Linked DNA regions of Homo sapiens: regions 1, 2 and 4 are each linked to region 3. Evidence: chromatin loops called from intact Hi-C (ENCODE). Cell type or tissue: heart right ventricle. All regions are shown on one strand. Links, peaks and the distances in the headings refer to the core of each region. The heading gives the core; the rest is flanking DNA.

Region 1 (5,887 bases), core at 543-5,542, 69 kb after region 3:
GGGAATGAGGGCTGACTGCTTAATGGGGGGAGATTCTTAGGATGATAAAAATGCTCTGAAATTAGACAGTGATGAATACTGCACAACTCTGTGAATATATTTTAAAAAAAACACTGAATTATACACTTTAAAGGAATAGTTTTAAAATAAACTTACAAAAAAAAAGAAAATCCAACATGGTAGAGAAGAACAGAATCAAGTCTCTGGAGACATCACTGAACCCTGAAAAGCATCACCACGCTCCTACCCCAGCCTCCAAATACCTACTCACAGGTACCCATCCCAGCCTCCAAATACCTACTCATAAGTACCCATCCTATCCTCCAAATACCTTCCATATTTTTTTTTTTTTTGAGATGGAGTCTCGCTCTGTCGTCCAGGCTGGAGTGCAGTGGCTCGATCTCGGTTCACTGCAAGCTCCACCTCCCGGGTTCACGTCATTCTCCTGCCTCAGCCTCCCGAGTAGCTGGGACTACAGGCGCCCACCATCACGCCCGGCTAATTTTTTTGTATTTTTAGTAGAGACGGGGTTTCACCATGTTAGCCAGGATGGTCTCGCTCTCCTGACCTCATGATCTGCCTGCCTTGGCCTCCCAAAGTGCTGGGATTACAGGCGTGAGCCACCGCGCCCGGCCCTTCCATATTTTCTTATGAGGAATAAATAAACTCCTTTTTGTTTAACTGTCAGGTTTAATATCTAAAGTCTGCCAGGCTACACACACACACACACACACACACACACACACACACACACACACACAGTTTTTTTTTTTTTTGGAGATGGAGTCTCGCTGCTCTGTCGCCAGGCTGGAGTGCAGTAGCACAGTCTTGGCTCACTGCAACCTCTGCCTCCGAGGTTCAAGTGATTCTCCTGTCTCAGCCTCCCAAGTAGCTGGGATTACAGGCACGTGCCACCACGCCCGGCTAATTTTTTGTATTTTTAGTAGAGATGGGGTTTCACCATGTTGGCCAGGCTGGTCTTGAACTCCTGACCTTGTGATCTGCGCGTCTCAGCCTCCCAAAGTGCTGGGATTACAGGAGTGAGCCACTGCGGCCTGGCTGGGTTTTTTTTTTTTTTTTAAATTATTTTTATGTTTTGTAGAGAACAGGGTCTCACTACGTTGCCCAGGCCGGTCTCAAACTCCTAAGCTCAAGCAATCTGCCCATCTCGGCCTTCCGAAGTGCTAAAATTACATGCCTGAGCTGCTGCACCTGACCTGGCTTAATATTTAGATATTTGCTATATTTACAGTTGGGTGTTTAATTACCTGTAGCCAAATGCAGCCCTAAATGACAGGGGACAGTCCCCTCTTTACCACTAACCAGGACTCGGGGAGCTGTGTACACTGGGGAGTAAAGCTCCAGGCTAGTAGTCAGGATTCAGCAGAACGTCAAGTAATCAGGCCTCGTCACCGCCGGTGGCCTCAGGAATGTCACATACATGTGCATATACACACCCATGCATGCACACAAGCATGTGTGTCTAAATAGCCCAGAGGCGGATCACCTGAGGACAGGAGTTCAAGACCAGTCTGGTCCAACATGGTGAAACCCCGTCTCTACTAAAAATACAAAAATTAGCCGGGAGCAGTGGCGGGCGCCTGTAATCCCAGCTACTCAGGAGACTGAGGCAGGAGAATCGCTTGAAACCAGGAGTCAGAGGTTGCAGTGAGTCGAGATCAAACCACTGCACTCCAGCCTGGGTGACAGAGCGAGATTCTGACTCAAAAAATAAAAATAAAAAATTAAATACAAAATAAAATACAAAAATTAGCTAGGTGTGGTAGTGCATGCCTGTAATCCCAGCTACTCGGGAAGCTGAGGCAGGCAAATCGCTTGAACCTGGGAGGTGGAGGTTGCAGTGAGCCAAGATCACGCCACTGCACTCCAGCCTGGGCGACAGAGCAAGACTCTATCTCAACAACAAAACAAAATAAATAAATAAATAAATAGCCCAGAGGATTAACTGTTCTGGCACTCCACACTTGTGCTGTCTGCACACATCAGCTGCCTTTCCTGGAGGGAAACGCTCCAAATTGGGCTGTACTCGGCTCAGAGAGACAAGCTGCCCCCACTGCCATCGCCACTGCCCTCCAGATGCCTCTGAACGCCACAGCCAGGCCGGCAGAAGCAGCTCCTGGGATGGGTAGAGGAGCGCCAACGAGAGCTGGGATTGAAGGATGGAGAGGGGCCGGGCATGGGGGCTCACCCCTGTAATCCCAGCATTTTGGGAGGCTGAGGCGGGTGGATCACTTGAGGTCAGGAGTTTGAGACCAGCCTGGCCAACATGATGAAACCCCATCTCTACTAAAAATACAAAAACTAGCCGGGTGTGTTGGCAGGTGCATGTGGTCCCAGCTACTGGGGAGGGCTAAGGCAGAATTGCTTTAACCCATGAGGCGGAGGTTGCAGTGAGCCGAGATCATGCCACTGCACTCCAGCCTGGGCAATGGAGCGAGACCCTGTCTCCAAAAAAAAAAAAAAAGAAAGAAAAAGGGTGGAGGAGGCCCCCACCCTTCATGGGCCCCCACCCCGAGCTTGCTTCTAATTCACTTGACAAGGTTGCACAGGATGCCCACTCCGCAACAGGCAGGGTGCTAAGGTCAGGGATGCGGAGGACAACATGATGATGGGGCCGTGACCCACTGGAAGTCACACTCTGTCTGTGAAGGTGACAGACAAGCACGAGGGCAATTATAGTCTTGTTTGTGATGCGGGCTGTGGCTGGGGACACAGACAAGAGGCACCTAACGTGACCTGGAGAGGGAGATGAGGTCAGGGAAGCTTTGCAGAGAGGAGTGACAACCCAGCTGAGACCTGCAACGAGAAATCAGCCCAGGGACACAGCCGGGGAGCATTACGCACGCTCTAGGGGAGAGGCAGCAGCGTTCCAGGAAGCGAGACGGAGCACAGTACGTTTTAGAAACGATGAGGCTCATCGTGGCTGGCACAGAGAGACACAGGCAGGGCCTGGCCATGCCTAGTCTGTAGCTTTTCCAGGAGCCACGGGAACCCCTGAGCTGCCTGGGAGTGAGGCCATCAGATACAGATCTTTACCTGGAGCCAATGCAGCAGCCCCACCGTCACGTCCTGTCTCTGGCCCTACGCTTCTGTCCAAATCACCGTCCTCCAGGGCCATGCAGAAAGCCACTTCTGCAGGCTGCCATCAAACACACCTGGGAGTGGCATTGTCTCCCGTCCCCTAAGCAGCCACAGGTAGCCCCCGCCCCAGAACAGGGCCTGGCCTCTAACAAGCGGGATGGCTGACTGTGACCTTGAGGGGCTAAGGGGTCGGCAGGCCAAGGGGACCAACCAGTTCTACCTTTGAGGTTTTCCCAGTTTGCAGAAGCAGAAACCGAGGCATGCTGTCCGGGTGCAGTGGCTCATGCCTATAATCCCAACACATTGGGAGGCCAAGGCGGGTGGATCACTTGAGGCCAGGAGTTCAAGACCAGCCTGGGCAACATGGTGAAACCCTGTCTCTACTAAAAATACAAAAAATTAGCCAGGCATGGTGGCGGGCGCCCGTGATCCCAGCTACTCGGGAGGCTGAGGCAGGAGACTCACTTGAACCCAGGAGGTAGAGGTTGCAGTGAGCCGAGATCCTGCCACTGCACTCCAGCCTGGGCAACAGAGGAAGACTCTGTCTCAAAAAAAATAAATAAATTGAGGCATGCCACACCCCACACCCCACACCCCACGGACAGAGGGGGTGTGTCCCAGACAGGCAGAAAATAAGAACAGATCTTGGAATGATGGGGTCCAAGGTTCACTGTCTGGGGGAGTGGGGCTCCCACAGGGCCAGCTTCTGGGGTCATCACGTGACAAGCTGACAAAGTGTTCTTCACTGAGATGGCAGCTAGCTCCCCGCAACTGAATACACTGATTTTCCCAAGAACCTGGCAATACTATATAAGAAAACTATCCTTGTTTTTTCAGATGAGGCTCAGAGAGGTACAGTCACTTGCCTGTGGTCACACAGCAGCTCAGCAGTCAGGCTGGGATTTGAACCTAGGTGTGTCTGGCTTCAAAGACCCTGATGGTTCCACTGCACCCTGCTGTGAAGTGAGGGAGCCCTGGCCTCTGACCCAGGGCCACCAAGAGCATCTCTCCTTTGGATATGCTGAGAAGAGAATATCTCAGGGAGCTGGTGGCCCGGGGCAGGTGGGGAGGTGGACCAGGATCAAAGAGGGAGGATGTGGTTTGCCCACCTGCCCAGAGGGCTGCACCCACAGCTGGCAGCCAGGGTGTGCCCTGGGAGCAGAGGTAACCACCTCCTTCCCCAAAGCCCTGCCTCTCCCCACCTGGCCTCACTGCAAGAAGCGGCCATGCCTGAAAAACCAGCTCCTGGATAAACATGAGAGAAACATCAGACTGAGAGAGTCACAAGACCCCTTGGAGCTGCCAGGACCACCCTGGAGCCAGGTGGGTGGGCGGTGGGTCTTGTCTGCTGCAAGGAGCCACCCAGGAGCACCCAAGGGCCTTCCTTCCTGCACAGGGCTAACCTCTTTCCAGGCTACCCACCGAGTGCTGGCCCCAGGGTCCAGCCTTTGAGGACTTTGGGGAACCCGGTAGGGGTGGGAGGCAAGGGTGGGGTACAGGGGAAAGGTACTTGGGGCAACCTTCATTAGAGAGGGGCCACAACGATTTCACAAATAACAAATTAAATAACAAAGTAAAAACCAGCTGGGCGCGGTGGCTTGTGCTCATGTCTGTAATCCCAGCACTTTGGGAGGCTGAGGCAGGTGGATCACTCGAGGTCAGGGGTTCGAGACCAGCCTGGCCAACATGGCGAAACCCCGTCTCTACTAAAAACACAAAAATTAGCCGGGTGTGGTGGCAGGTGCCTGTAATCCCAGCTATTTGGGAGGCTGAGGCGGGAGAAGTGCCTGAACCCAGGAGGAGGGGGGCTGCCATGAGCCGTGATCACACCACTACACTCCAGCCTGGGTGACAGAAGGAGACTCTGTTTCAAAAACAAACAAATAACAACAACAAAAACAACAAAGTAAAAACCCCCCAAATCTCTCAAGACACCCACGCAAGACATGTGATCACCCAGGAAGCTCCATCTCCTTAGGAAGCCGAGAGCCCTGGGAAACTCATGGATTTGCCAATGGGAAACTGACAAACTCTTGCTGGGCTCCCCTGCTTCATTCATGCCCACCTGGCAAACCTGTGGAGGTACTTGCTGTGGTTCCATTTTCTAGAGGGTCAAACTGAGGCTCAGCCTCAGGCAAGTGACAGGCTGGAGTCCGTAAACCACCATAATCTAGGCTCTAGCCACAAAAACATTCACCAGAATAGCCACTGTTCACACAGGGCTGACCTCAGGCAGCAGTGGATTCCAAACATTTAGCAACCAGAACTGTATTTAGAGCTCTAACAGGTAACTCTGGTAAAAGTGGTCCTAGGGCAGGGCGCGGTGGCTCACACCTGTAATTCCAGCACTCTGGGAGGCCAAGATGGGTGGATCATTTGAGGTCAGGAGTTCGAAACCAGCCTGGACAACATGGTGAAACTCCGCCTCTACTAAAAATACAAAAATTAGTCGGGTGTGGTGGCACGCACCTGTGATCCCAGCTACTCGAGAAGCTGAGGCAGGAGAATCAACTGAACCCGGGAGGCGGAGGTTGTAGTGAGCCGTGATCACGCCACTGCACTCCAGCCTGGGCGACAGAGTGAGACTCTGTCTCAAAAAAAAAAAAACAAAAAACAACAGTGGTCCTACTCTGGCCCAAAGGGGCACAGGAGGCTTGAGCCTCACATGTCCCCACCACCCGCTCCTTGGTGGCCCCTGGGGCCCTCCAGGGCTCTGTGGTAATCCACACACTCACATTACCCTCAGCTGAGTCTCACAGCCCTGCAAACCTAGTGTTCTGTTCTC
Region 2 (5,887 bases), core at 613-5,612, 55 kb after region 3:
ACAAAACATCCTTTAGGGAAATAAACTTTATTTCTTTGACGATGGGCAGTAATTCAGAGGTATCCGAATTTCAGCGCAAGACCTGATCTGTTTCCACGGTACATGTGTTTCCACTGACTCCTCCTGGGTGCCCCGTCTATTGGAAAAGGCATCAGACGTATGAGCAAACCACAAAGACACGCAACACCACGGTGGAATCTCGCAAGGATGATGAAAGAATCTGAGGTCACATGGTAGAATTCCATTTATGTAAGGTTCAAAAGGAGGCCACATTCTGAAGCCAGGAGATGGAACGGCGGTTATCGTGGTGGGTCAGGGAGAGTGGTAGTAACTGGAAGGGGGTGAGAGGGGCTTGTCAATGCTGTTTCTTGATCTGGGTGCTGGTTACCTGGGTAGTTTAGTGTGTGAACAGTTATCAAGGTGTTTCTCTTACAACAAATAACTTTGTTCTCAATGAAAAGTGTGCATAAGGCCAGAAACAGTGGCTCGCACCCGTAATCCCAGCACTTTGGGAGGCTGAGGCAGGAGGACCACTTGAGCCCAGAAATTTGAGACCAGCCTGGACAACACAGAGAGACCCTGACTCTACAAAAAATTTAAAATTTAGCCATGTGTGGTGGCACATGCCTGTCGTCCCAGCTACTCGGGAGGCTAAGGCAGGAGGATCACTTGATCCCATGAGGTTGAGGCTGCAGTGAGCCGAGATTGCATCACTGCACTCCAGCCTGGGATACAGAAGGAGGCCCGTCTCAAAAAAAAAAAAAAAAAAAAAAAGTTTTAGGAGACATCAGGTATTGGGACACCCAGTCAGATGACAGAAAAAAACAAACAAACAAACAGCAAAACTGTCCCTTTTTAATCCTGCCCTGCAACTACAGATGGTACAGTTCCGCCTAGAGGCAGGGCTCCACCTCCAGCCTCCTCTGGCCCCCTCACCCCATGCTGTCACTAGGGCAGGGGCTGCAAGAGCCAGCTGGGAATGTCACTGGAGACAAAACCCCACACCTGTGGTCGAGCTCTTCCCAGCCTAGCAGCCATGAGTTTCACACTAAATCCTGGCCCACCCCACAGAAGGGCCCTGGGTGCACACAGTCCTCCCAGCCAAGCGATTTGGTGACGCTGTGACGTGTTTCAGGAAGTTCAATTTTAACTCTGTTCCCACCCTTCGCTCCAGGACTTATAATTCTATAAATTAATCCTGAGTTAATTATCCCAAATGCAAAGATTTACATGCAAAGATGTTTCCCCAAAGCTTTCACTTGGTACATCCACAGATACACACACCCACATATAAACAAGGAGTAGGTGCAGGCAACCTGATGCCCAGCAGAGGCTGATTCCAACACTGGACAGGATGACCTCAGGGGCATACACAGTGCAGCCCGGGATGCAAACTCCAGACCGTGCATCTCAGGGTGGGATCCATGCCTGACTTTGCTTCCCTCTACTTTTCTGTATTTTCTAAGTCACCTAAGGTAAGTATTACTTTTACAATTTGGAAAGAAACAACAGAAACCTCATCCTTTAAAAACAAAAGCAGGCTGGGCGTGGTGGCTCACTCCTGTAATCCCAACACTCTGGGAGCCAGAGAAGCAGGAGGATTGCCTGAGGCCAAGAGTTTGAGACCAGCCTGGGCAACATCGCAAGACCCCATCTCTAACAAAAAATTTAAAATATGAGCCGGGCGTGGTGGCACGCGCCTGTCGTCACAGCTACTCAGAAAGCTGAGGTGGGAGGATGGCTTGAGCCCAGGAGTTCAAGAATGCATCGAACTGGGATTGCGCCACTGCACTCCAGCCTGGGCGATAGAGCAAGACCTCATTTCTAAAAAAATTTTCCTTTTAAATAAAAAATAGAGCAAAACAAAAAGCAAAACCAACCATCCAACACAGCTGCTCCACCCCATGACAGGAAAGTTGGCCCCAGGCGGGGGCAAAGGGGCAGTCCAGGAAGTACAGGGATTCATGCTGCCTTCCAAGGGGAAGTGAGGGAGCCGCCTGCCTCTTCCCTGGAGGGGCTGGGGGAAGCCGATCTGAGGCCTGGCCATGCGAAGCCCCATCTGCCCTTCATCTAGGCTTCTGGAAGGTAGGGCGTCCTTCCTCCACGTGGAGGACGGGATTTAGGAAAAGGGGCTGTCTCCTCTCAGCTCGGGCTGTGCATCAGGTACTAGGAGCACTCAAAGAGAGCCCCCAAACTCAGGTTTCTCCATTTCTCTCCCGTCCCCCGGGGCGGGCACGGAGGGACTCCGCCGCCGCCGGCAGTATGCGGGGTCCAGGCCGCCCCATGCCTGCTCTACCAGGAGGGGAGGCCAGGATCCGCCGGGCAGACGGCTCCGCGGTTCAGGTTTCCACCCTTGTTATTTAAAGCCTGAGCCTGGCTCCTGGCAGGCGGGCAGGGGCGGCCGCCTGCCTGCGTGACCAGGATGAGAAATCGCAGTCCTGACGCGGGCCTGCGTGCCTATGGCAACTGGCGTTGTGGCCTTGGAGACTAATCTCCGGGCTGTCAGCCGGCGGGGACTCTCCAGCAGGGCCACGGCTCCCTGCAAAGGCCCTTGGCTGGGGGATCGGACAAGGCTCTCTTCCAGTGGAGGAGGGGGCGCTTGCCCCTGCACTGGGGCCCCTGGCCAGGCTCACAGATCCACATGTTCCCACGGCCACAGCCTCCGTCACACACACACGTGGGGACAATCACAGGGGTGGGGACACAGCCACCAGCTCACAGGCACCAATACTCTCTCACACTGTGTCCCACACCGCACAGGGCCCAACAGCAGGTGCTCCTGCCCTTGAAGGATTCCCAGGCTGGCAGGGAAAATGACCAAAAAAATAGACTACTGGGAAAAAAAAAAAAGATTAAAACACAGTGCAAGGATTTGAGCTGAGTGATGGTTACATGAGTATACAAGTCGGGGGAAAATTCATCACACGGGATGCTTAAGATTTATGTACTTGGGCTGGGTGCGATGGCTCACGACTGTAATCCCAGCACTTAGGGAGGCCGAGGCGGGCAGATCACTTGAGGTCAGGAGTTTGAGACCAGCCTGGCCAACATGGCAAAACCCCGTCTCTACTAAAAATACAAAAATTAGCTGGGCATGGTGGACGCGCCTATAAGCCACTCAGGAGGCTGAGACAGGAGAATTGTTTGAACCCAGGATGGGGACGTTGCAATGAGCCAAGACCACGCCACTCCAGCCTAGATGACAGAGCAGGACTCTGTCTCCAAAAAAAAAAAAAAAAAAAAAAGATTCATGTACTCATGTACTTTACTGGAAGTAAATTATGCTTCAGTGAAAGATAAAAATAAGTGGCATGGAAGAAGCCCAGGACGGCGGGTGAGGCAGTCAGGGTGGGGCTTCCTGGAGGAGGTGACACCTGAGCTGCCGGGACCCTCCCAGGGGAGTTGGCGTTTGCAGGTGAGGAGGGGAGACAGGCACTGTGCCCAGGCCCTGCTCTTCTACAAGGGAGGCGCCTTCCCTGCCCCACCGCAGCACCCACCTCCCCTAGAAATAAATGCTGAATAAATAAAGACCTGTTTGAAGGAGTGCCAAATTACTGGCTGCCCAGGAAACCCAACCGCCAGCCTGGGCCGCCCACGTGTCCTGGTCGGGCCTGAGCGGGGCCAGAGGCTGTGGGAGTGGGTGGGTGGGTGGGGAACAAATCCAGCTCTGCATGGCTGGAGTGTGCAGGGCAGGGCAGGAAGTGGTGGGCAGAGACCAGCGTGGCCATTGGGGTGAGGCCAAGGATCTCGGAAGGTCAGCCTCGCTGCAGGGTGTGGGGCAGGGGTGAGACGTGGGCAGTGAGGGGGATCCCAGGAAGCTACGGCGGAGGAACTGTCGGGTCATGCTTGGAGTTGGGGAGCCAGGAGTTGCCAAGTCTCTGCGACAGCCCAGGCCAGAGACAGCCAGGCATGAAGCAGACAGCAGCAGGGGATGGAGGACGGGGCAGAGCTTTGGGACCAGGAGCTGGCGACGGGGGGTCCCAAGGGAGGCACCTGGAATGACCACCAGGTTTCTGATCCCAGGAGTTTGAGACCAGCCTGGGCAACATAGTGAGACCCCATCTCTATAATTTTTTTTTTTTTAATTAGCCTAGTGTGATAGCATGTGCCTGTAGTCCCAGCTACTCCAGAGGCTGGGGTGGGAGGGTTGCTTGGGCCCAGGAGGCAGAGGTTGCAGTGAGCCATGATCACGCTACTGCACTCCAGCCTGGACAATACAGCAAGACCCTATCTCAAAAAAAAAGGTGGGGCTGGTGGCTCATGCCTATAATCCCAGCACTTTGGGAGGCTGAGGTGGGTGGTTCAGTTGAGGCCAGGAGTTTGAGACCAGCCTGGCCAACATGGTGAAACCCCATCTCTACTAAAAGCATAAAAATTAGTTGGGCGTGGTGGCATGTGCCTGTAATCCCAGCTACTCAGGAGGATGAGGTGGGAGGATCGCTTGAGCCCAAGAGTTCTAGGCTACAGTGAGCTATGATCGCACCACTGCACTCCAGCCTGGGTGACAGAGCAAGACCCTGTCTCTAAACACACACACACACACACAATGCTCAAACTTTCCTCTCCCCACTGAGCAAAAGGGTGATGGTAATTCTACTGCTCTCAGCTCTGTGAGAGCCCCACGTGAGAATGTGTGAACAGGGCCTGGCGCTGGGCCTGGGGACACCAAGTGCCCGCTCACTTAACAGCAGTGATGACGGGGACGATTGCTCAAGCTGACATCACCCGCCGAGCTGCTGTCCACCCCTGACATCAGGTCCCGTGTTGCTCACAGTATATCTCTGTCCCTCCACGCAAGGGGCGGTTGGGGAGTGCTGGGTGGGAAATGCAGGCTTGGCACCCAGCTAGGGGTCAGGGAACCCGGGCATTTGGTGCCCCCAGTTCTGGCTGAGCCCCGGAGGCTTATCTGAGCTCATGTGCATGGTGCAGAAGTATTTATTTGTTCTCAGGCAGGCATCTGAAAAGCGTGGGGGCTGGGTGTCAGGAGACAGTGGGAGGAAACCAGCTCTGGGGCGGTGCCAACCCCTGGGGCCAGGCAGTGCAGGGGGGCCCTGGGATCCTGTCTCCCAAGAACCCTTCGCTTGCCAGACATAAACATGCCTTCTCAGAACAACACGGATGAGGAACATCAGGCCTTTTCTTGTCGGGAAAAGGCTGGACGGAAAAAAGCCCATTACTCGTGGGTGATCTAATCCTGGGGCGCTGGCTCACGGGGCCCCCAGCCCTGCCCGCCTGAGCCGGCTCACTCCCCGACCTCTACCCACCCATGCCCCTGCAACCACTGAGCCAACGGGTGAGGACAGGTGTCCCAGGGCAGGCTATGCCCTGCAGTGGGCTGGGGAACAGCCCACCTGCTATGTAAAACCTCAGCACTAGCACTGCCCCTCCCTGGGCCTCAGTTTCTCCATCTGTCAATGGAGAACCTGGGCTAGAAGTTGTCTGAGGGCCTTGCCATCCTTGGCCCCAGATGGAAGGATCCCCATGCCCCCTCCCTCCCCTGGCATCTGGCCTCCCCACCTGCCCTGACCTACTCCAAAGCATTCATTATAGTCACCCCATTCCAGTCACCCAGCCCTGCCCTGCCCCGTCCCACCCCAAATGCCCTCTGGCCCTCCCCGCACCTCTTTTTTTTTTGGACACAAAAAAAAAACTGTCGCCCAGGCTGGAGTGCACTGGTGCGATCTTAGCTCACTGCAACCTCTGTCTCTCAGGTTCAAGTGATTCTCCTGACTCAGCCTCTTGAGTAGCGGGGATTACAGGTGCGCACTGGCATGTGTGGCTAATTTTTGTATTTTTAGTAGAGATGGGGTTTCACCATGTTGGCCAGGCTGGTCTCAAACTCCTGGCCTCAAGTGATCCTCCCTCCTCAGCCTCCCAAAGTGCTGGG
Region 3 (5,887 bases), core at 563-5,562:
GCCCCTGGCCCTCCAGGATGGTGCTCCCCACCTCCACCAGGAAGACAGATTCCCCGTGTCTTGTCTCCAGGGACCACAATCTCCAGGGGTGGCCGAGCCAGGCACCTGCTCACTCTCCTGGGGTGAACCATCTGGGGATCCCCCTTCTTCACCATCTGGGAGCTCTGGGGATCCTAGGCTTGGCACACTGGGGGTTTGATCACTGCTTGTGGGGGACTGAGACCTGCAGGGCCTGGAAAGGGTTAAAAATCTGGGGAAGGGGCTGGGGAATGAAGGTGGCAGGAACCCTGGGACAGATGATTTGGTTAATTCCCTCCCTCCCAGGGAACTGCAGGGAGAGGCCTGATATGATGTGGGGATTCTGGGATAAACGGCCCACCCCTGCCCCTAAGAGGTCAGAATGTGCTTGGGGGGTGTTGGTGGATGGTAGCCAAGCTGAGTGCTGGGGGCAGGGTCTGGTGGGCACTCAGGACAGGCATCAGACCTGGTGTTGGTATGTATGTATGCATGTAGGTAGGTGTGTATGCATGTAGTAGGTATGTATGCATGTAGTAGGTATGTATACATGCATCCATGTTTTTTTTGTTTTTTTTTTTTGAGACGGAGTCTTGTTCTGTTGCCCAGGCTGGAGTGCAGTGGCACAATCTTGGCTCACTGCAACCTCCGCTTCCAGGGTTCAAGCGATTCTCCTGCCTCAACCTCCCGAGTGGCTGGGACTACAGGCATGCGCCGCTGCGCCTGGCTAATTTTTTTTGTATTTTTAGTAGAGACGGGGTTTTGCCATGTTGGCCAGGTTGGTTTCGAACTCCTGACCTCAGGTGATCTGCCTGGCTCAGCCTCGCAAAGTGCTGGGATTACAGGCGTGAGCCATCATGCCCAGCTGCATGTTTGTATTTTTGAAACAAGGTCTTTACTCTGTTGCCCAGGCTGGAGTGCAGTGGTGCGATCATAGCTCACTGCAGCCTTTACCTCCCAGGCTCAAGCAATCCTCCCATCTCAGCCTCCCAAGTAGCTGGGACCACAGGTACCAGCCACCACGCCCAGCTAACTTTTTATTTTTTGTAGAGACAAGGGTCTCACTATGTTGCCCAAGCTGGTCTCAAACTCCTGGGATCAAGAGATCCACCCACCTCAGCCTCCCAAAGCGCTGGGATTACAGGAGTGAGCCACCAAGTCCGGCCTGGTGTGGGCATGTATTTATTTTGAGATAGAGTCTTGCTCTGTCACCCAGACTGGAGTACAGTAGTGCAATCTCAGCTCACTGCAACCTCTCCCTCCCAGGTTCAAGCCATTCTCTTGCCTCAGCCTCCCGAGTAGCTGGGATTACACATGCGCACCACCACACCCGGCTAATTTTGTTTTTAGTAGAGATGGGAGTTTCACCATGTTGCCCAGGCTGGTCTCGAACTCCTGACCTCAAGAGATCCGCCCGCCTCGGCCTCCCAAAGTGCTGGGATTACAGGTGTGAGCCACCGCACCTGGCCTAGTGTGGGCATTTAGAGGCTTCTGAGAGAGGTGACATCTGGCTAGATGTTGGGGGCGGGAGAGTTCTCTATGTGAGAGTTCTCTAGGCAGAGGGAAGTAGGTGGAGTCTGTTTTCCCTTGCCCTCCCTTTGCACCTTCGAGGGGTGGTGGTGTGGTGGGAGCCGCCCTGGGTACCCCCTTGCAGGTAACACTGCCTCAGCCCAGAGCAGGGCTGGCCGCGGGCCTCCGGGGCCAGGGGCGGGGCCTCACCGAGCATTCCCAGCAAGGTCAAGGACGGTGGCCCTAGAGACCTCTGCAGAGGTGTCCTCTGGCGGGCTGGCTGGCTCCAGCTTCGTGGTGTCTTTGGTAAACTTGTTCCCTGTGGGGAGAGTCAGGGAGGTCAGGGTGAAGGCCCTCTGGCCTCCTCTTGCTGCAGAGCCCCTGGGTAAAGGTCTGTGTGTGAAGCTGGGGGAATCCCGGGGATAGGGCCTGGCCTCTGCCTGTCCTTGTGGGCGCCACGTCCAGCCAACAGCCAGGAACGGGTCCTGGGGAGAGACTCTGACGCCAGAAGGAGGAACAGCAGCCCTAGTGCCAGAGGTGGCCAGAGATTTGGGAGAGCAAGGGGCAGGAGGAATGGGAGGCAGCAACCAGAGATGGTTCTCCTGCCCTCCAACACACTATGGGGGCTGAGCCCTCAGAAAAGGGCCGGGGCTTCCCCATGGCTGCATCACAAGACCAGGCTCTCATGTCATCGTGCCAGGAGCCCAGAGGAAGGCGCCCTTATCCTCATCTCACAGACGTGGACACTGAAGCCCACAAGACCTTGCCCAAAGTCACACAGCTGGTGGGAGGCGGGACCGGAACTGGGGTGCCAGGATCACCCCAAGAACCGTGATGCTTTTGCTACCCCGGGAAGAGCCCGCATCTTCCTCCTGGGACAGGTGTGCTGGCCCACGGGCCACTGCATGGGCTCTGGAGTCACACTGCTGGGCATGCAGCAGGGACCCGTGCTCACCAGCTGGGCTTCCGTTCCTCTGTCTGCACGTGAGAGTAGTGGAGTGGAGCCACCTTCATAGGATTGTTGGAATCAGATTAAAATAAAATATGCTGGCAGCTTCAAAGAGAGCCTGGCACAGGCTCAGGTTCACCAACCTGGCACCGGTTAGCGTCCAGCTTTAGTACTCTCTGTCCAGGGCATTTGAAGCTGGGAGGGGTTGTCCTGACAGTCTGTCAGCACCTAGAAGCCTGGGACCCATTTCTGTCCCAGGACACAGAAACCACAGCCCAGCCTCCCTCCCTGCCTGAGGGGAGGCGCTCAGGAGGACCAAGTCCAGGGTGGTGGCAGCTCGGGTTCTGTTGGGGAACCAATCCGGAAACTTCAGAATGGACTAGATGGTCCCCACATACCTGTGAAAATTCGCTCATCAAACATCCTGGGGAGAGAAGAGAGACAGGCATGAGAACAGTGCAGGCTGGAGGACTCTCCCAGGGCTCGGGGAGATGCCTCCAGTCCCCTTTGGTGATGGTCACTGAGTGACACATGCACAGCTACAGACCTGGGCATCCGGCAGACATGCAGGCAGGAGAGGGCATGTCTGGAACCTCAGAACATCCCAAACCGTTTATTTTTATTTTTATTTTTGGAGACAGAGTCTCACTTTGTCGCCCAGGCTGGAGTGCAGTGGTGCGATCTTGGCTCACGGCAACCTCCGCCTCCAGGGTTCAAGCGATTCTTCTGCCTCAGCCTCCTGAGTAGCTGGGACTACAGACGTGCACCACCATGCCCTGCTAATTGTTGTACTTTAATCTAATTAATTAATTAACTTTTTTTTTGAGATGGAGTCTTGCTCTGTCGCCCAGGCTGGAGTGCAGTGGCGCGATCTCAGCAGGGGAGTGGGGTCTCTCAGCGTGAAAACAGGAGTCATTGTCAGCCTCGCTCCCCCAGCTCTGCCTCCCATGACTGGCGTTTTTGGTTCTATTCTAATTTCCTGCTGGGTTCCCCATGAACCTCCGCCTCCCGGGTTCAAGGGATTCTCCTCCCTCAGCCTCCTGAGTAGCTGGGATTACAGGCGTGTGCAACCACACCCAGCTAATTTCTGTATTTTTAGTAGAGATGGGGTTTCACCATGTTGGCCAGGCTGGTCTCGAACTCCTGACTTGAGGTGATCCACCTGCCTCAGCCTCCCAAAGTGCTGGGATTACAGGCGTGACCCACGGCACCCAGCCTATCCCAAACCATTTTTGCACAGTTAGGGAAAGCATGGGCCAACCCCTGGGGCGGTCTTGGAGGGTCTAATCTGCTCACAACTCCCTGGGGGCCTCTTCTGGCCCCAGGTGAGTGACTCAAGCCCATTTCCCACCAGCACCTACTCTGAATGACTTATTCGTTTATCCTGAGGGCTTTTGCCCAACTTCTCCTGCATCTTACTCAGTGACAGGCACAGGACGGCACAGAGCAGAGCTGCCAACCGATCGTGGCAGCACAAGGTGAACCGTGGGATCCTTTTTTTTTTTTTTGAGTTGGGGTCTTGCTCTATCACCCAGGCTGGAGTGCAGTGGTGCAATCATAGCTCACTGCAGACTTGAACTCCTGGGTTCAAGCGATCCTCCTACCTCAACCTCCCAAGTAGCTGGGACTATAGGCATGCGCCACCAATGCCAGCTAAGTTTTAAATTTTTTTGTAGAGACAGGGTCTTACTGTGTTGTCCACATTGAACTCCTGACCTCAAGTGATCCTCCTGCCTCAGCCTCCCAGAGCGCTGGGATTACAGACAAGAGCCACTGTGCCTGGCCTTGTGGGACCCTTCACAGGTGTCTTAGAAATCAAGGGGGCCCAAGCAGTGAGCGGCCAGCCCTTCCCTTAGGGAGGGAAGCAGGAGAGACTTTGCAGGAGAGAGAGCAGTGAGCTAGGTGAGGTGACTGGAGGCTGGAGGTGGAGGTGCACGGCCTTCAGTGCTGTCCTCAGGCACCTGGCCTCTACCCTGTGGGCAACAGGTGCCCCAATGGTCATGACAAGGTCAGATTATCAGAGAATGTATTGGAGGAGGGGAGGCTGGGCACCCAGGGGCCCATTTAGGGACCCAAGTCATCCAGGTAAGATGCATGGAACCAGCCGGGCGTGGTGGCTCAAGCCTATAATCCCAGTACTTTGGGAAGCCCAGGCAGGTGGATCACCTGAGGTCAGGAGTTTGAGACCAGCCTGGCCAACATGGTGAAACCCCGTCTCTACTAAAAATACAAAAACTAGCCAGGTGTGGTGGTGCATGCCTGTAATCCCAGCTACTTGGGAGGCGGAGGCAGGAGAATTGCTTGAACCTGAGAGGCGGAGGTTTCAGTGAGCCGACATAGCACCACTGCACTCCAGCCTGGGCAATAGAGTGAGACTCCATCTGAAAAAAAAAAAAAAAAAAATGATGCATGGAACCTCTAGCCAGGAAAATGAGGATGAAATAAAGGTCTGAGAGTCTGAGAGGGCGGGGCTGGGCTCACACACTCTCCTGCCTCCAGGACTGGAGTTCTGGCATTCTTTCCCTTCTAACCTCAGCCCCACCAGGGTGGTGCCTGGTGGTGGGTCAGGGGCCCTCAGGCAGCTGATTATGGAGGTACAGCTTCCCTGCCATGGAGTGGCTGGACCACGGACAGAGCCTTGGGCTCTAGGGGGAATGTAGGAGGAAAGAAGGGATGTCCCAGCCTGCATACCTGACAATGTCCAAGGGAGGACCCAGCAGGAAATTAAAACAGAGGCAAAAACACCAGTCCTGGGAGGCAGAGCCGGGGGTGCAAGGCTGACGGTGACTTCTGTTTTCACGCTGGAGGCCCCACTCCCCTGCCACTCCTGAAGGCCCCCACACATCTGGATCCACAGGCCCAGAGGCAGCCTCAGGGAATAATTTTGGGGGAAAACTGGCTTCCTTTCTGAGGCCTGCTTCCTCAGCCCCACCCAGTGATGGAGACACAGTCAGCATTGGTTGTCGTTTTATTATTGTTTTCAGAGATAGGGTCTGGCTCTGTCGCCCAGGCTGGAGTGCAGTGGCGTGATCATAGCTCACTGCAGCCTCCAATTCCTGGGCTCAAGTGATCCTCCTCCGTCAGCCTCCTCAGTAGCTAGGACTACAGGTGCATACCACCAGGCCTGGCTATTTATTTTATTTTTTGTAGAAATAGGGTCTCACTATATTGCCCAGGTTGGTCTCAAACTCCTGGCCTCAAGTGATCCTCCTGTCTCAGCCTTTCCAAGTGCTAGGATTACAAGTGTAAGCCACTGTGCCCAGCCTGCAGTTTTATTATTTACAGTTTTATTTATTTATCAGGGAGAACAGGGTCGGGGAGATGTGGGTTCGAGACAGCATCAGGGACTTACACCATTCCCTGGGGGGGCATTGGGGGTGGAGGCAGATGTCAGGGAGCGGTCAGATGCCCTCA
Region 4 (5,887 bases), core at 304-5,303, 85 kb after region 3:
CTACTGAATCAGTGCGCACGCCTCCCATCCGGCCCCAAAGCCATAAATCCTAATTCAGCACAAGGAACACAGTCCTTCCCCCACGTGGTGCCCTGATCCCTGAACTAGACCTTGGCTAGACTGGGCATGGCAGGGAGGGAGGGACTCACCCCAGGCAGGCCCCAACCCCAGGGAGCTTCTGGCTTAGAAGGACAGCCAAACATAGATCGAGAATCTCCCAGGTCCTGGCAAAACCCACAAGGTCTCCCCACAGCCTCCTGGCCAAACTGCCTTTGCAAAGATTAGGACAGTGACAGAAGTTTAGCGTGGCTGACTCCATCTTGCTTCCAGCCTCACGCGCTGGCTGTCTTCACTCATTCCGGGGCATAGGCCAAGCTAACCGGGGGAGGAATTTAGTTTATAGTTCAACTTTGAAACAAGGATGATAATAGTTACTCCTTAAACCTAACCTGCTTTTTATACAAGAGACCAAAACCACCTTTGTAAAACTAACGAAAGGCCGTGAGATTAGGATTATGGGAGGGGCCTGGACGCTGCTAAAACCTACGCATCGTTTTTATAATCTGACTGCTCAGGAGTCATGTGGCGAGAGATCACAAGATTTGTGAGTTCCCCACTTCCTCCTATAGATAGCATCTCTATTGTGGAAACTGAGATTGGTCTTTGGAGATGTTTTTCAGACTTTCGCATTCGGGCAACCGACTGACTCACCTGGACCTGTGTGACTCATGACTCAGCCCATCCTGTGGCCCCCACTCAGAGACCGACTCAGTGCATAAGGACCGTTTGCCACACCCCTGTGATTTCATCTCCAACCAATCAGCAGTACCCATTCCCTGGGCCCTTGCCCACCAAATTATCCATAAAAACCCTAGCCTCTGAGTTCTTGGGGAGATTTATTTGAGTAATAACTCCAGTCCTACTGCTTGGCTAGCTCTGCATTAATAAGACGCTTTTGGCTGGGCTCAGTGGCTCATGCCTGTAATCCCAGCACTTTGGGAGGCGAAGGTGGGTGGATTGCTTGAGGTCAGGAGTTCAAGACCAGCATGGCCAACACAGCGAAACCTGGTCACTAAAAATACAAAAATTAGCCGGGTGTGGTGGTGCATGCCTGTAATCCCAGCTACTCAGAAGGCTGACGCATGAGAATCACTGGAACCCAGGAGGTGGAGGCTGCAGTGAGCCAAGATTCAGCCACTGCACTCCAGCCTGGGTGACAGAGTGAGACTGTGTTTCAAAAATTAGGCCAGGCACGGTGGCTCATGCCTGTAATCCTAACACTTTGGGAGGCCGAGGCAGGTGGATCACTTGAGGTCAGGCATTCAAGATCAGCCTGGCCAACATGGTGAAACCCTGTCTCTACTAAAAACACAAAAATTAGCCGGGCGTGGTGGCAGGCACCTGTGATCCCAGCTGCTTAGGAGGCTGAGGCATAAGAATCGCTTGAACCTGGGAGGCGGAGGTTGCAGTGAGCCAAGATCGCACCACTGCACTCCAGCCTGGGCGACAGAGTAAGACTGTCTAAAAAATTTTAAAAATTAAGAAACATAAAACTATTTCTCGCTGTAATACCATGGTCTCAGTGAATTCTTCCTGTGCAGCGGCAGGAACACCCGTCAGACAATTACACTGGGGTCTCTTCTGGACACACACCAGGAACTTGGTGAGGGTTAACTTTGGCTGACCAGGTCTCCTATAGGAAACCCACAAACCCATCAGACTGAGAGCTCCTCCCAGGCAGGCCACATCTGCAGTGCCCAGCACAAGGCAGGGCGCAGAGGGGCCCTCATGCCCACAGAGGATGTTGGGCCATGTCAGGGTTGGGAATGAAGTCACCAATGCTCCCTCCATCCTTCACCACCCTCCTGTTGTAAGGAGGTCTGGGACATCTCAAGGCACCCTCCTGTGTGGCCCTCTGAGACCCAGGTCGTCTCCCACCCTGCCTCTTTCTCTTTTTCTTTTCTTTTTTTTTTTTTGAGACGGAGCCTTGCCCTGTCACCCAAGCTGGAGTGCAATGGCATGATCTCGGCTCACTGCAACCTCCGCCTCCCAGTTTCAAGCGATTCTCCTGCCTCAGCCTGCCGAGTAGCTGGGATCACAGGCACGCGCCACCACGCTGGGCTAATTTATTTTTTAATCTTTAGTATAGACAGGGTTTCACCATGTTGGCCAGGCTGGTCTCAAACTCCTGACCTCGTGATCCGCCCGCCTCGGCCTCCCAAAGTGCTGGGATTACAGGTGTGAGCCACCGCACCTGGCCCCTGCCTCTTTGTCTAATCACCTGCATGACCTTGAGCAAGTCAGTTTTCCTCTGTGAGTCTCCACTTCCCTCCTCCTGCAGCTTCTCATTGGACCACAGTGTGGCCCCCATGGTAGATAACACTGGTGATTGGCCCCTGCTTGTCAAGCATCTCCTAGGTGCTGGGTTGGTTGCATTTAAGTTCTCTAAGCCTTGCGCTAAGCCTGCCAGGTGGGTACTATTGGCCTCATGTTACAGTGGGGTAAAGTCACGTACTTAAAGACATGCAGCCCTGGCCGGGCGCAGTGGCTCATGCCTGTAATCCCAGCACTTTGGGAGGCCGAGGTGGGTGGATCACCTGAGGTCAGGAGTTCGAGACCAGCCTGGCCAACATGGCAAAACCCCGTCTCTACTAAAAATACAAAAAAATTAGCTGGGTGTGGTGGTGCACACCTGTAGTCCCAGCTACTTAGGAGGCTGAGGCAGGAGGATTGCTTGAGCCCAGGAGTTGGAGGCTGCAATGAACTATGATTGTGCCACTGCACTCCAGTCTGGGTGACAGAGTGAGACTCTGTCTCCCCACCCCATCAAAAAAAAAAAACAAAACAAAAAAACAAAAACATGTGGCCCTGTGAGTGGAGCTGCTGGGTCTGGGCGAAAGGATAGAGCTGCCGCGCACTGACTCGTGGTACCCCCATGATGTCTGCACCGGCCCGTGCAGTGTCAGGGCTAGGGCATGCCCTCCGTGGGCCCAGTTGGTTTGAAGGCCGAATGTTTCCCTGACCCCAAGTCCTACACCCCAGGGCTTGGAGGAACTGAGGCTTGGTAGGGAAGCATCAGTGTATGCTCAATACTGCCCTCTGCAGGTAGAATCTGGAACAGGGGTGATTCAAGGGGCGTGCTCCCTGCAGCCTCTGGGAGACCTCTCTGCTCCCTGAGAGCCAAACAGCCAGCATGACCCCAGCCTCACCCAGGCAGAGAGCAGGTGGCAGTGTGGTACAACACTGGCACGTCCAGCCCCCGCTCGGCCACATCTGGGAATGACATCTGGCTCCACATGTGCCGTGCATCCTAGGCCAAGTCAACCAGCCTCTCTGGGCTTCAGCTTCCTCATCTGTAAAATGCAGCTAAGATAGAACTGGCTTCGTAAGATCGCTGTGAGGGTCAAATGACACACAATGCAGGAAAAATGTCTTGAGTGGTGTCTGGTGCATAGTAAGCGATCAAGGATAGTTCTTGATTGTTTTATTGGTTGGTTTCATCTAGTAACTAAGTCCAATTCAGAGTTTTAGCTTGAATTGCTCTTCCTAAGGACAAGGTCAAGATCACTCACGTTGTTGTCAAGTTCAGTTCCTTCTCCTGAGAAGGACAACAACGGCTCCCTTCACTGAGAGAGGAGTTTAGTGGAAAAATGTTCTGTTACTGTAACCCACTGTAGCAAACACTGCCGGGCACAGTGGCTTAAGCACTTTAGGAGGCTGAGGCAGGAGGATCGCTTGAGCCCAGGAGTTTGAGACCAGCTTAGGCAACATAGTGACACTCTGTCTCTAAGAAAGAGAGAGAAAGAGAGAGAGAGAAAAAAAAGAGGGAGGGAGAAAGAAAAAGAGAGGAAGGGAAGGAGGAAGGAAGGAAGGAAAGAGAGAAAAAGAAAGAAGGAAGGAAGAAAGAAAGAGAGGAGGAAGGAAGGAAGGAAAGAAAGAAAGAAGAGGGAGGGGAGGGAGGGGTCAGGAGGGGAGGTAAGGGAAAGAGAAGTGAAGAGACGAGAAGAGAAAAGAGAAGAGAAGAGATGAGAGGGGAAGAAAAGAGAGGTGAGATTCTGGCCAGACGCAGTGGCTCATACCTGCAATCCCAGCACTGTAGGAGGCCGAGACAGGAGGATCATTTGAGCACAGGAGTTTGAAAACAGCCTAGGCAACATAGTGAAAACTTGTCAAAAAAAGAAATGAAGGAAGGGAGGGAGGGAGGGAGGGAGGGAGGGAGGGAGGGGAGACAGAAAAGAAGGAAAGAAATAGAGGAAAGGAAAGGTAAGGTAAGGTGGTTTTGGACTGGCTCTCACCTGTAATCCCAACACTTTAGGAGGCCAAGGCAGAAGAATCACTTAACATCAGGCCTGGGCAACATAGCGAGTCCTCATCTCTACAAAAAATTTTAAAATTAGCCAGGTGTAGTACTGCGTGCCTGTAGTCTCAGCTATTTAGGAGGCTGAAGTGACAGGATGGCTTGAGCTTGGGTAAGTCAAGGCTGCAGTGACAGTGAGCTGTGATTGCACCACTGTGCTCCAGCCTGGGTGACAGAGCAAGACTCTGTCTCAAAAAAAAAAAAAAAAAAAAAAAAGAAATTCTTGCCAGTGGCTTGTCCCCATCCATAGAAGTTTTTCCTTTTGTCAAGCCCCCTGACCGCAAAGAACCCCACATCGCCAGACTCTAATCACCTCTGCCCCTCACAGGCCCCAGCTCTTCTCCTGTGGGCTCTGGCCAGGTTCCCCCTACTAGGCAGATATGGAAACTGAGGCCCCTCTCACGCCTTCCTCTCCGCTGCCTCGCAGTCACAGAACTGAGGCCTGGTAAAGCTTTTGCCATCCACACTCTTGTTCACTGAACCTTACTGAGGACCCTCTGGCCGGTGGGCGGGACTATCCCATTTCACAGATGGGAATGCAGGATGCAGGTCATTTGCAGAAGTGAGTGTGTACCTGGGCATCCTAAGGAACTCCTAAGGCACAAGCTGGCCACTTCCTCCTGGCCCGGTGCAGAACTGGCCACCAGAAAGCAATGCCCATATGAACCTAGCCTTCAGCTCCCCTGGCATTCGGGCTCACGGCTGGATCCCTGACCTCCTATAAGCGTCACTTTATTTCCCCCCAATCCTGGACCACTTCTCCCCTCCTCTCACTTGGTTCCTTGAAGGAAACATGCCAAGGGGACCTGGGAGCAGGTAGAGGGACCACCCCGTCATCTCCAACAAGATAACCGTTCTCTGCACCTGGGGGCAACGTCAGAGGAAACCTGGGTTTTGCTGCCCCAGATGTGATCACAGAGGACCAAAGGTGAGGATGGTGAACCCAGTGCCCTCCGGGGGGGCAAACTGCAGGACCGCAAAAGCAGGCCAAACCCACAGCAGCCCAGGAGTGTGTGGAGGCAGCGTGTGGCCCTCAAGGCTCCTGGCCGGACACCTGCCATTCCTTTTTCCTGTCTCCCTGGCTTTCCCTGTCTTTTCAGGATGACAAGTTTATCTGATACATTGCTATTTATTCTTTTTTTTTTTTTTTTTTTTTGAAACGGAGTCTTGCTCTGTCTCTCAGGCTGGAGTGCAGTGGCGCGATCTCAGCACTGCAAGCTCCACCTCCCGGGTTCACGCCATTCTCCTGCCTCAGCCTCTCCGAGTAGCTGGGACTACAGGCGCCCGCCATCACGCCCAGCTGATTTTCTGTATTTTTAGTAGAGACGGGGTTTCACAGTGGTCTCGATCTCCTGACCTTGTGATCCACCCGCCTCGGCCTCCCAAAGTGCTGGGATTACAAGGCTGAGCCACCGCGCCCGGTTGCTATTTATTCTTTAAAAATAAGACTTGAGGCTGGGAGTGGTGGCTCGTGCTTGTAAGCTTAGCACTTTGGGAGGCCGAGATGAGAGGATCACTTGAAGCCAGGAA

Evidence for each region. A loop is a pair of places that touch in the nucleus more often than their neighbours do. Peaks named below come from ENCODE experiments on the same cell type or tissue, not always from the same donor. Only the 100,000 strongest peaks of a DNase experiment are listed, where the experiment ranks them.
Region 1: a loop joins it to region 3, with 4 times the contacts of the local background. A loop is called at or near these places in 26 of 110 quality-filtered maps.
Region 2: a loop joins it to region 3, with 6 times the contacts of the local background. A loop is called at or near these places in 8 of 110 quality-filtered maps.
Region 4: a loop joins it to region 3, with 1.9 times the contacts of the local background. A loop is called at or near these places in 37 of 110 quality-filtered maps.

Annotation. Positions count from the first base shown.
Region 1 is chr7:74,463,551-74,469,437 of GRCh38, reverse strand. The region is part of intron 1 of GTF2IRD1 (GTF2I repeat domain containing 1); the gene reads right to left. Among named protein-coding and RNA genes, the nearest start is that of GTF2IRD1, 13 kb to the right of the region's middle. In heart right ventricle, for the core only: no CTCF peak of the experiment used is centred there; a DNase peak (open chromatin) is centred at 2,877; H3K27ac peaks cover 3,497 bases.
Region 2 is chr7:74,477,111-74,482,997 of GRCh38, reverse strand. All of the region lies in intron 1 of GTF2IRD1 (GTF2I repeat domain containing 1), which reads right to left. Among named protein-coding and RNA genes, the nearest start is that of GTF2IRD1, 26 kb to the right of the region's middle. RefSeq lists enhancers at 2,450-2,499, 2,510-2,559, 2,610-2,659, 3,920-4,502, 4,503-5,084. In heart right ventricle, for the core only: no CTCF peak of the experiment used is centred there; DNase peaks (open chromatin) are centred at 1,933, 2,497, 4,717, 4,907 and 1 weaker place; H3K4me3 peaks cover 2,741 bases; H3K27ac peaks cover 5,000 bases.
Region 3 is chr7:74,532,123-74,538,009 of GRCh38, reverse strand. GTF2IRD1 (GTF2I repeat domain containing 1) reads right to left here. Exons shown (of 27, transcript NM_005685.4): 10 at 2,872-2,897; 11 at 1,735-1,843. WBSCR23 (Williams-Beuren syndrome chromosome region 23) reads right to left here and starts at 5,418. Exons shown (of 1, transcript XR_007060383.1): 1 at 4,797-5,418. In heart right ventricle, for the core only: no CTCF peak of the experiment used is centred there; a DNase peak (open chromatin) is centred at 2,599; H3K27ac peaks cover 1,818 bases.
Region 4 is chr7:74,447,325-74,453,211 of GRCh38, reverse strand. No RefSeq gene overlaps it. Among named protein-coding and RNA genes, the nearest start is that of GTF2IRD1, 3.6 kb to the left of the region's middle. RefSeq lists an enhancer at 491-1,010. In heart right ventricle, for the core only: CTCF peaks have their summits at 2,894 and 3,109 (motif pointing left); a DNase peak (open chromatin) is centred at 3,150; H3K27ac peaks cover 173 bases.